Regions from separate parts of the Homo sapiens genome. Here region 2 is linked to region 1. The links are chromatin contacts, found by Hi-C or POLR2A ChIA-PET in ENCODE. All regions are on one chromosome and are shown on one strand. Each heading gives the region's core, a stretch centred on a gene start or an enhancer-like site at or near the end of the contact. The rest is flanking DNA. Distances are from core to core; before and after follow the strand shown. Region 1 has its middle 110 kb from the start of LINC02154. Region 2 has its middle 49 kb from the start of LINC02154.

The links. Hi-C counts contacts between places; a loop is a spot of excess contacts on that map. ChIA-PET counts read pairs that join two places held with the same protein, here RNA polymerase II (POLR2A). Pooled maps may share reads with other maps.
Region 2: a loop to region 1 is called in a pooled map, with 4 times the contacts of the local background. The contact joins two enhancer-like sites. A Hi-C loop is called at or near these places in 2 of 168 maps with a recorded cell type or tissue (both naive thymus-derived CD4-positive, alpha-beta T cell), 1 of 37 single-sample maps with no recorded cell type and 4 of 50 pooled maps. POLR2A ChIA-PET finds 5 or more read pairs at or near these places in 3 of 52 experiments (GM12878, WTC11 and activated T-cell).

The regions. Positions count from the first base shown.
Region 1 is chrX:13,192,403-13,197,998 of GRCh38, reverse strand. No RefSeq gene overlaps it. Among named protein-coding and RNA genes, the nearest start is that of LINC02154, 110 kb to the left of the region's middle. Within about 2 kb of position 3,430, at least 5 of the 41 ENCODE cell types and tissues checked have a DNase peak (open chromatin) inside an H3K27ac peak, as active enhancers do.
Region 2 is chrX:13,251,744-13,257,339 of GRCh38, reverse strand. No RefSeq gene overlaps it. Among named protein-coding and RNA genes, the nearest start is that of LINC02154, 49 kb to the left of the region's middle. RefSeq lists an enhancer at 2,908-3,027. Within about 2 kb of position 3,104, at least 3 of the 41 ENCODE cell types and tissues checked have a DNase peak (open chromatin) inside an H3K27ac peak, as active enhancers do.

The sequences.
Region 1 (5,596 bases), core at 2,181-4,680:
CCCATTTTGCCACCCAAAGAAGAGATCTCTTCTCCCTGCCTTCATCTCATCAACTGACTGTAAACATTGCTAGAGGTGACAGCTCAGGCCTTCTTCTCTTGGAGAAACTGAGCAATTAGTCACCAGAGCTAGACTTTTAAAAATTAAAAGGTATAGTGTGGTCATGAACAGTGCAGTTGCTTATCACAATTCCCAAAAACTTAAGGAAAAAAGAAAACCGAGAGCAAAAGCCACCCCTACCAAAAAACAAAGTTGTCTTTTTTTTTTTTTTTTTTTTTTAAGACAGAGTCTCACTCCGTCACCCAGGCTGGAGTGCAGTGGCATGATCTCAGCTCACTGCAACCTCTGCCTCCTGGGTTCAAGCAGTTCTCCTGCCTCAGCCTCCCAAGTAGCTGGGATTACAGGTGCACACCACCATGCCCGGCTAATTTTTTTTATTTTTTAGTAGAGACGGGGCTTCACCATGTGTGCCAGGCTGGTCTTGAACTCCTGACCTCGTGATCCACCCGACTTGGCCTCCCAAAGTGCTGGGATTATAGGCGTGAGCCACCGCGCCCGGCCCAAAGTTGTCTCTTCCCAGGAAAACATTTTAGGTCAAAGAGTCAAAGGCTATTCCATTAGATTACCAAAACCCTTGAAGTTTGTTAAATAAATTAGTGTCAATAAAAAAAACCTCTGATTATTTCATGTTTTAAAAGCATTTCTAAGGAAGAAAAGATTCAGGGTGGGAATAAGTAATAATGAAATATTTGTATTTGTCCTTCTGTATGTGGAAGAGCTCACATCCAAGAACAAGATATTCTTAAGAATATCTTAAAACTTATTGACAAGGGTCTTAAACTGAATTAGGTAAGGCATGGATATTTCTCTAGAACCCCACCCCCACACACAAGAAACAGTCTAAGACTTCTTATCACATCTCATAAAAATTGTGAAGTCTACTTCTAATGAAGAAGTTAAATTGTGAGGATATGGTGTAAGGAAATGACACCAGATGCTAACTCCAATCCACAAGAAGTGACGATAACCAGAAGTAATAAATATGAAGGTTAATATATAACAAACTCTGTAAATATATACTTGCTGTCCTTTCTTCTCTCAGCCGCTTTAAAAGACATAAGATTATGTAAAGCAATAATTATAACAATGTATTTTTAGGTTTCTAACATATACAGACATGGTATATATAGTAGCAATAGCACAAAATAGGGGAAGGGAATGGAGCTATATAGGAATAAAGTTTTAATATCTTACTGGAATTAGGTTAGAATATTAGGAGTGAATTATAATAAATTAAGATGTATATTGTAAGCTGCAGAGCAACCACTAAAAAAAAAAATTAAAAAAGTTAAAATGTAATTAAAGGAATTAAAAGGATACACTAGAAAATATCAACTTACTACAAAAGAGAATAGTAAAGAAGGAAGACAGGAACAAAAAATACCTGAGACATGTAGAAAGCAAACAAAACAAAATGGCAGACATAAATCCAACTGTTTCAATAATAACTGTAAATGTAAATAGATTAGACAATCCAATCAAAAGGCAGTGATTATCAGATTGGATAAAGAAAACAAGATCTAACTATATGCTGTCCACAGTAGACACACTTAGGATTCAAAATTGTAAGGGCATGTTCATGTCTAAGGATTGGAGTCTATGCTGCGTGTGGATGAGTACATTTGATCTACTGTGTGTTGGGCACTGAGGTACAATGATTTTTTTTTTTGTCTTAACTATAGCTCTTTTGTATGAAAGATCCTAACCCTCTAATACCAAGACAATTTCAGCTCTTTCAGTGAGCATCCTGGAACATTCAAATATTATTCTCTCCTAATAAGTTCAAAGAGGAGAAGGACAAGATGAAAAGATGAGGCTAGAAACTATCAAATTATAATTTTCAAGAAGTTAAAAACATAGTTATACCTACAATAAATGAACATGTTTTGAAGATTTATTTAACTCACAAATGAAGGAGCCAGTAGGATGGTATAGCTGGTCCAAAGGAGAATGCTTAATCCTTAAGCATTTATAGTCTCTGAAAGAAAGAATGCTGAAACAAGATCTCCAAGCTAGAGACAAAAATGCTTAATATCAGATGGGGCAGAAAACCCATAATACTTTTCTAATGGAAAGAAATCATCTACATCTCTATCTGACAAAATCTCCTTCCCATCTCTTTCAGTTTATCAATTTTTTACAAGTTGTCATCTAATTTTATAAAGTCTTGGGTCTAACCAAGTAAATAAGAAATCAAGTTTGCCTACATTAACTGTACCTTAGGTGGGCATGAAGATAATGTTCTAGTATGACATGGAAAGGGCACACTATAATCTTTCTATGATCTAAGTTTTGGAAAGTTTTTCTTAAAAGCAGATTCAATTGTGAAATACTTTTTAATACGACAACAACAATCGCATGGCTAGTATTTACTACTGGCTCCTTTCCAGGCACTCTATTGAGCACTTTACATACTTTACTTCATTTCCTTCTCCTCACTCGAACAGTAAGGGATGGGTGTATAATGATTCCCTCCAATTTTGGATGAGAAAATTAAGGCTCAGGTAAATTAAGTAAGCTCCCCAAGGTAACACATCCAGTAAAAGGTGTAGCCAGGATTTGAACTTGTGGTTTCTTACTCCAAAAACCTTTTTGTATTTCAAAAAGAGATTTTCTAAAATGTCTTTGCATCCACAATAGTGCCTTGAATGTAACATGTATTCAATATGTGTTTCTGGTGACTTAATTGAAATTTCAACCAATACAAGCCAAAAAAAAAATTAACAAATAATTTTTTAAAGTCTTCCCTTTTGAATTTCTGTACAATTTCTCCTTCCCCATAGAAAATTCTTCTCTTTAGCCAGATTCCTTCTCATTCCCTTTAGGTAAAGATGCATAAAATTATACAATGATTGTATCACTCCAAAATACTCTGCAAGTTGGGAGCATGTATGGACATAAATCACTCTTTATCACAAAGTGCTGGCAGTGGAAATGTACTGGCTCTTCTTGTCACGGGGGTTAATTTTGAAATTCCATCATCTCTTTCAGCAAGGTGTCTAAAAGTACTTCATGGACAACAATCATTCACTAGATCACTTGAGGAAGTGAGTGAATATAAACTTAAATTTTTTTTTTTTTACAGATGGCAGACCCAGATAAGCTAAACAAGCCCAGGGTCACAGAGCAAGGACTTGAAAGAATGCAGAAAAGAAAGCCAAAGTTTTTACTTGAAACTTAGAGTTTAACTATTGAACAATCCCTGCCAAAGTTGTTTTCTTCCGTTTTAATAAGTCCTTTCTTAAGGAAAAATAATGACTTAAAGACAGCTGGTTATAAATGGGCAGTGAGAAAACACTTCAGAAAAAAGAATATCTGAAACATGTTTGGCAGTGACAATTTTCTTGATTCAAACAGTGAGTGATATTTGTATTTCCACATGAGTGACCACGTTCAACAAGATGTAATTGCCAAACACCTGGCATGTGTCACATACTCTTAGCTAAAAACAGAGCCATGGGAATCAAGAGCCCATCTGTGATCATGTACTGGAGAAGGACTGAAGTTAATAATCAAAACGAGTCTGTCTAGATGTTCTTTTCCAAAAACTATGCACTTACACTTACAGATCTCTTTCCACTTAAATAGCTTGAGTGTGTGCAGGTGTTCTGCAAGACTTGTGTTGCCATTGTTGTCAAATTCAATCTTATCTTCAGAAGCAGCTTAGTAATGAGCCAAATGAACAATCTGATCATTCCATTTCATGGTGCACATCATGGGAACACCTGGGTTGTGTCCCAATAAACAGACATATGACAAAGGCAGGGCAATGGCGAGCATGGCACTGGCCCAATTTGTCCTTTCTTCAGAAAATTACAGAGCTTGTCTGTATTTGGAAAAGGCCTTGATATACAGGCCTGAGCTAGGGCAAGAGGGGACAAGGAGTGAAGAGGACAAAGAAGTAATGCAACAACATCAGAAGCTTCTCAATCAATCAGAGCAGATGGTTTTGGGGGCCACGCAAACTATTTCACAACTATTCAACTCTGCTGGTGTCAGGAGAAAGCAATCATAGATAACGCATAAACAAATGGGTGTGGCTGTGCCCTAATAAAACTTTATTTACAAGAAGAGATGGCTGGCTAAATTTTGCCTGCAGACTATAATTTGGCTACCACTGAGTTAGAGGAATAGACGTCCAAACATAGCTTCACCTTGAGCTTGAACATTAAAACTGCAGATGTCATGATCTGACCTGGGATTTTTTTTGCCCTCTCAACACATCACAGAAAGTAGGTGTTTTCAAAATCTTTTTTTTCACATGTAAGTAGATTTACACAAACTGAACACATCCATGTAACAAGCAGCCAGATTTCAAAATACAGAAAGAGCAATACCAGCCCCTCAGAAGTCCAACATTATGTCTGTGAGACTCATCCCTGTTGCTGTGTGTAGTTGGAACTCATTCAATGCTATTTCTGTATAGTGCTCCACTGTGTAAATATTCTATTTATTCATTCTATTGCAATGGACATTAGATAGTTTCCAGTTATTTTGCTATTATGAATAGTTCTGCTATAAAAAGTCTAATCCATGTCTTTCAGAAAATATGCAGTCATATGTCACTTAATGATAGGGATATGTTCTGAGAAATGCATTGTTAGGCAATTTCATCGTTGTGAGAACAACACAAAGCAGACTAACACAAACCTAGATGGTACACCCTACTATACACCTAGACCATATGCTAGAACCTGTTGCTCCTAGGCTACAAACCCGTACAGCATGTTCCTGTACTGAACACTGTGGGCAACTGTAACACAATCGTAAGTACTTATGTATCTAAACATATTTAAAGATAGAAAATGTACAGTAAAAATATGGTATCATAATCTTATGAGACCACAGTTGTATATGTGGCCTGTCACTGACCAAAACATCATAATGCAGTGCATGGCTATATGTACAAATATTGTTAGGTCCATATCTAAGAGTGGAGTGGCACTGCTGGGGCAGGTTTAGTAGACTGTTTTCTACACACTGTTTTCAAAAGTAGTTTGCTCAAGTGGTATATACCCCACTGTGGTATGTGAGAGTTCCATTTTCTCCACATCTTTTCTAAGCAGTATTTTTCATCTTTCTCATTACAGACATTCAGGTGGGTGTGCGGTGGCATCTCATTGATGTTTTTATTCATTTCCCTGATAGCTAATGAAGTTGAGCAACTTTCATTGAGATTATTGGCCATTTGGTTATTATTATTATTCTGTAAAGTGTCTCTTCAGGTCTTTTGCCTATTTCCCTATTGTGTTGTTTGTCTTTTTCTTGCTGATTTTAAGATTTCTTTTTCCGAATTCTAGTTGTATTGCTGTGTAACAGGTTGCTTAAAACAATAGTGTAACAATAAACATATATTCTCTCTCACATTTTCTGTAGGTCAGGAATTGGGGAACAGTTTGATTGGGCTGGTTCTGGCTTGTGATCTCAAGCCAGATGTCAGAGATTGTCAGATGTCAGCGGGGCCTATAGTCATCTAAAGACTTGACTGGGGCTGGTGGATCTACTTTCAAGATAATGCACTCACATGGCTTATAAG
Region 2 (5,596 bases), core at 1,855-4,354, 60 kb before region 1:
TGTATTCATATTACATGAGATTATTCAGTAGCAGGAAAGGCTAGACTTATATCAAGTCTGTTTAGCTTAATAAAGCCAAAAAGAACAGTTGTTTTTGCATTTTTAGGTGGAAAAAACACACATTCTGAAGTTGCTCTTGTTAATTTGTTGAATGTTGTTGGAAAAGATGTTTCGCCAGAAGAAATAAAATTTCATAGTTTTTGTGAGAGATCAAAACACATTGCCTATGTCATCCTTTAATTGTCAAAAGATAATAAACAGAACTTTCTTACCCTGTTTCACTTAAGACTAACAGCTTGGAGGAAAAAAAATCAGAGGCCTTTGTTTTCTGCAAATTCACTGGGCAGCCATGTACAGTCTGGTGGTTCAAAGCTTTCATGATCTGTCCTCTGAGAACTTTGGAAAAACAACCCATGAGTACACAAGACTTTCTTTTTAAATTGGATTATTCTTTAATGAGGGTATGATTTGCTCAGGGTTATGTCAACTCCAAGCACCCTAGTTATGCTTCTTGGTGAGAATGTACAAGCCTCTCAGCACAGCTCAGCTTCTCTCTGTTGCATCTCTATCAAGGTCCTGCCTAGCAACAGCTGAAGGGAGCAGTTGAATGAAGATGTTCATTAATGCAGATGAGTGGCTTGTTGGCACAAGAACTTTCCAGCTAGAGCTGGGGGCAGAGTCCCTGACTCTTTCATCTTAAACACTGTGATACTGCTCACTTTAGGCTGGAGCTTCTCGGTGACATTCGGGGCTGGCCATTCTTAGTTGTGGGGGCCTGTCCTGGGCATTGGAGAATGTTTAGCAGCATCCTTGGGCCCTACCCACTAGATGCCAGTATCACCTCCAAGTGGTGACAACCAAAGATGTCTCTAAACATTGCCAAATGTCCCCTGGGGGACAAAATTACTCCCATTTCAGAACCTTTGTTACAAACTTATCAACTTCTAGCCGATAGTTTCAACAGGGAACTGCTGTAGGGCTTTAAATGTGTGAAACAATGAGATGAGGGAGGGGGCTTGTGATGTGATCTGATTGCTGCTTTGAGACGGTCCCTTGGCTGCTGCTTGCAGGGAGAAAGGAGACAAGAAGGTATTCCAAGAGACTTGCTCAATTCATGGTATTAGTCCAGGAAAGAGGGGATAATGGCATAGAGTGGGATTTTAGCAGTAGGAATGGAGAAGAAAGGAGGCATTGGAGAAATGTTTGGAGAGAGAGCTACAAGCCACCAGAACAAGTTGATGGACTAGAAAATATGTGGACAAAACAGATCAGCATCCAAGATGGCTCTTAGATTGTTGGTGCTCAGTACTACGTACTGACATGTAGAATATAGCAGGAGAAACTGGTGGAATGGGGGAATTCTTGGAGAGGTAGGGAGAATCAAGAATCCTGCTTTGGACGGGGCACAGTGGCTCACACCTGTAATCCCAGCACTTTGGGAGGCCAAGGTGGGAAGATCATTTGAGGCCAGGAGTTTGAGACCAGCCTGGCCAATATGGTGAAACCCCATCTCTACTAAAAATACAAAAATTAGCTGGGTGTGGTGGCACACACCTGTAATTCCAGCTACTCGGGAGGCTGAGGCAGGAGAATCACTTGAACCCAAGAGGCAGATGTTGCAGTGAGCCAATGAGCCAAGATTGCACCACTGCACTCCAGCCTGAGCAGCAGAGTGAGACTTACTCCAAAAAAAAAAAAAAAGAATCCAGGTTTGAGATCTCAATTGCCAGCTCATCAGGGTGAGGAGGTTACTGGGTCCAAGAGTCCTAGAACTCAGGGGAGAGGAGTTGGGAAAATAGGTTTGGTAAGAAGACAGATAATATTTGAAGCTATAGAGAAGTGAGTGTAAATGGAAAAGAATTGAGAACTTTATACTCTTGGCAACTCTATAATTTCGAGCTCCATTTTCAACCCCACCCTGCCACAGATTAGAGGCAACACATTAGAAATGGAAGAGGCTAGCGGAGACTTAGACTAGCTTGATTTAGCAGGAAACCCAGTTAAGTTTGAATTTCACATAAATAGTGAATAATTTTTAACTAAGTATGCTTTGGACATACTCATTTTGTCTCGCAATCCTAAACGGAGACCAACACCAGGGAAAGACGGCAATGTTTGATGATCATGATGTGTGCCTTGAGACACAGCAGATGAAACAATGCTTGACACCTTCTTTGAGAAGATGGGCAAATGTGCAGCATGTTTGAAAATGTATTTCCAAAATGAGATGTGTGACAAAGAGTTAAACATCCCTACAACAACCACAACCACAACCACCCCTGAAGAGGAAGCCTCAACCTCCCAATCCTCTATGCTAGCTACAAAACTATAGCTGAATTTTCTGGGCAACTCCATAGGCCTAAGGGACAAGAAAGCACCTTAGCAGATAGAAGATGTGAGAGCCCATTATTATAACTGGACAAGAAACTCAAAAGCTACAGTAGCTTTTATTGTTATGGCACAAGACACTTTAGAAACAGTTGATTTAACAGTTACTTTATGTTTTGTAGGTGAAGAAACTAAGACCTTGTGATGAGGTGTGCAAACAGTGGAGCCAGATAAAACCCGGGTCTTTTGACTCCTAAGCATAAACTACTCCAGGATTCACCAAGTGTGGGACACAAAATGAGAACACATAGAATATCATGGCCCTTGAGTTAAGCTGTCCTGAAGAACCCTGCTAGGCCATGCATGCTGAGTCATGCAGAGGGGGCCCCCAGGTGGCTCAGGGCAGTGTTCATTGCCTAACCGGCACTGAAGTCCTGTACTTCAATATTTTATCATCCAGTCAGACATGCTGGTGCTTACGAGCTGAATACTGACCTTGTTCCCAACCTATCTTCTATCATGCCTTCTTTTTGTAGGGTCTTGTCTCCTCTTGTCACAAAAACATAGAAATTTCTTTCCAGCACAAACTACCTAAAAGGGAAGGATAAACCAGATTGTCTGCTCTCTTAAGCATTTGTAGACAGACAACTTTTAAATAGAAGTGCATGCATGAGGTTCTAAAAGCTGTACAGGAACAGCAAGTCCCAGCCAGAGATCCTTCTAGAAAGAGAAACTCAAACTCCTGCTGTGACTATCGAAAATGAGAGTGTGGGAGATTTGGCTGTTGAGAGAAAAGCTGGTATCTTTGCTTCAGGTGAAATCGCAAGATTATGAAGTAAACTTAAAATAATCATAGAGTTGCATCCTCTAGCCTGGCTGGTGAAGTATGTTGAGTGTAGATTTAAGGAAGAAAGCTATGGAGCACACTTTGAGTGGCAAGTGTCTAATGAGTGTAATGACTGCCTAGAATATTTCATTTGTATTATCCTTGAATACCTAATCTATGGACTACACATATCATTTGACCCTAATACAAGCCTGATTTTAAAAAAACATAACACATATTATGTCTAGACTACAATCAAGCTTAAAAGTTTTACAAATTCCCTGGTTTTACTGCCTGTAAGTATGTATTTCTAAAATCTCACTTTAGGGAAAGGAAACTGGCGGAGGTGGAGTGGGGAGTGAAGACAGGAGAGTGTCTTTCTCTGCTGTATAGGAAATGGTTTGGTTTAATCTGAAACCACAATCACCATTTTATTCCATGAATCCCCAGTGCTCCTAGAACACTAGATCTTTTTCTTTCCAGTGCCCCTTCCCTACTGCAGTGGAAACTCCACCTGATATTCTTACCACCACTCTTTGTTCTTCTGCTTACTTCTGCCCACCCCTATCGTGCCCAGTTTGCATCGTTTTGTTTTCTTGCTGGAAATAATGAACTTCCCATTTCCATGCTACAGGTTGATTCTCTTTCATTTCTCAGTAGCCTTCACTTCTGTGTGTCATGGTTGGTTGCTTTCCCCCTACCTCAGGGTGCCTCTCTACCCATTAGGGACTAGAGTTCAAGTTTAACACTTTGCCCTCACAGCTGTGTTTTGCTGCACTCGATGACATAATATTATACCACTGACCTAAGAGTGGAATGACTTTAGTGTGTATATCAGTCACCTATTGCTGCATAACAAATAATCCTAAAATATAACAACTTCAAACAACAATATTTATTACCTCACAGTTTCTATGGGACAGGAATCTGGGAGTGGCTTAGCTGGGTCCTCTGGCTCAGGTCTCTTAAGGTCTGTACGGAATCAAGGCTGGAATCAAGGTGTTGAGCAGGGGCTATAATCATCTCAAGGCTAAGCTGGGGGAGAAGACACTTCCAAGTTCATGCAAGTGGTTGTGGGCAGGATTCGCTTCCTCAAAGCCTGTTGGACTGAGGGCTCCATTCCTAGCTAGCTATTGGCCAGAAGACACCCTCTGTTTCTTGCTGCATGAGCCTTTCTGTAGAGCAGTTCCCAATATGATGGCCTGCTTCACCAGAGAGAACAAATGAGAAGAGTCAGAGAGAAAGCACAGCTGAAATAACATTCTTTAGAACTTAATCTTGAAAGTAATATCCCATGACTTGTGCCACATTCTGTTTGCCAATGTCAAGTTACTAGGTCCAGCCCACACTCAAAGTGGGGACTACACAAGGGCATGAACACTGGGAGCGGGGAATCGTGGGGGCCATTTTAGAAGGTGTCAACCACTGTGTAATGGTGCAACGTGGCATAAAATTTTTAAATTCACATGGATTTAAGCAGCAAAGTGTTTAGAGATCACTACTCTTTGCCAGTTTATTCCAAAACATCAAATCCACTCAGAACATGAGAAATCTAGGCTAGAACTGTGTGTATGAGATAACAAGTCCACCAGGACCCTGGCTCTGATTTGTACGCAGTGTGGGCCCAAGCTGATGTCCTTCCTGCCCTTTCTAGCAACCTCCCTATCATCACCTGCTGGCTTTTGCATTTCTCCTAGCCCTTTCAGACACCCACCTGCCCATCCATCTACCTTCCTACCACTACCAGCCCACTCCCTTGCTCCTAGTGTCTGCTCCACTTTCTGATGCCACATGCCTGGGGTCTCCCAAATGGTCAGTAGCCCAACTCTCTGGATATGGTCATCCAGCTATCTGAATGTCCCCTCATCCACTTAAGCTTGATCTAGTCAAAATTTCTGTTCTTTCCCAGTCTGGAAGGCTAGTTCCTAAGAACTTGCTTCTCCTACTCTGGTCCTTCGTATTACCTGATAACCTCTTGTTCTGACCCATGAAATGGACCCAGCTGTATGTTGAGTTACGGAGAATAGCCAATAACATCATGGAAAATAAATTTGTTAAATGGATTATGATTGGTTTTATGTAGATAAAAAACGGCAGCCAGGAGAGCCTTTTGGCTGAATTTTCCAATTTTTCTGCAGGGTTTTTTTTTTTGTTTTTTTTTTTTTTTTTTTTTAGATATGGATACAATTGAAAAGTTGGCTCCTGTATGTTTAGGGAAGCTGCTTAAGAAATTGTTGTGAAGCTACTGTCTCTGTGAAAATGAAGAGAGGAGGGTCATCAAAAGCTAAGAAGGAGACAAAGAAAAATGGCGACTAAATGCAATGTGGTGTCCTGGGTGGGATCCTGGAACAGAAAAATGACATTAGTGGAAAAACTGGTGACATTCAAATAAAGTCTGGGATTTAGTTAATTGTAGTGCACCAATGACAGTTTCTTAATTTT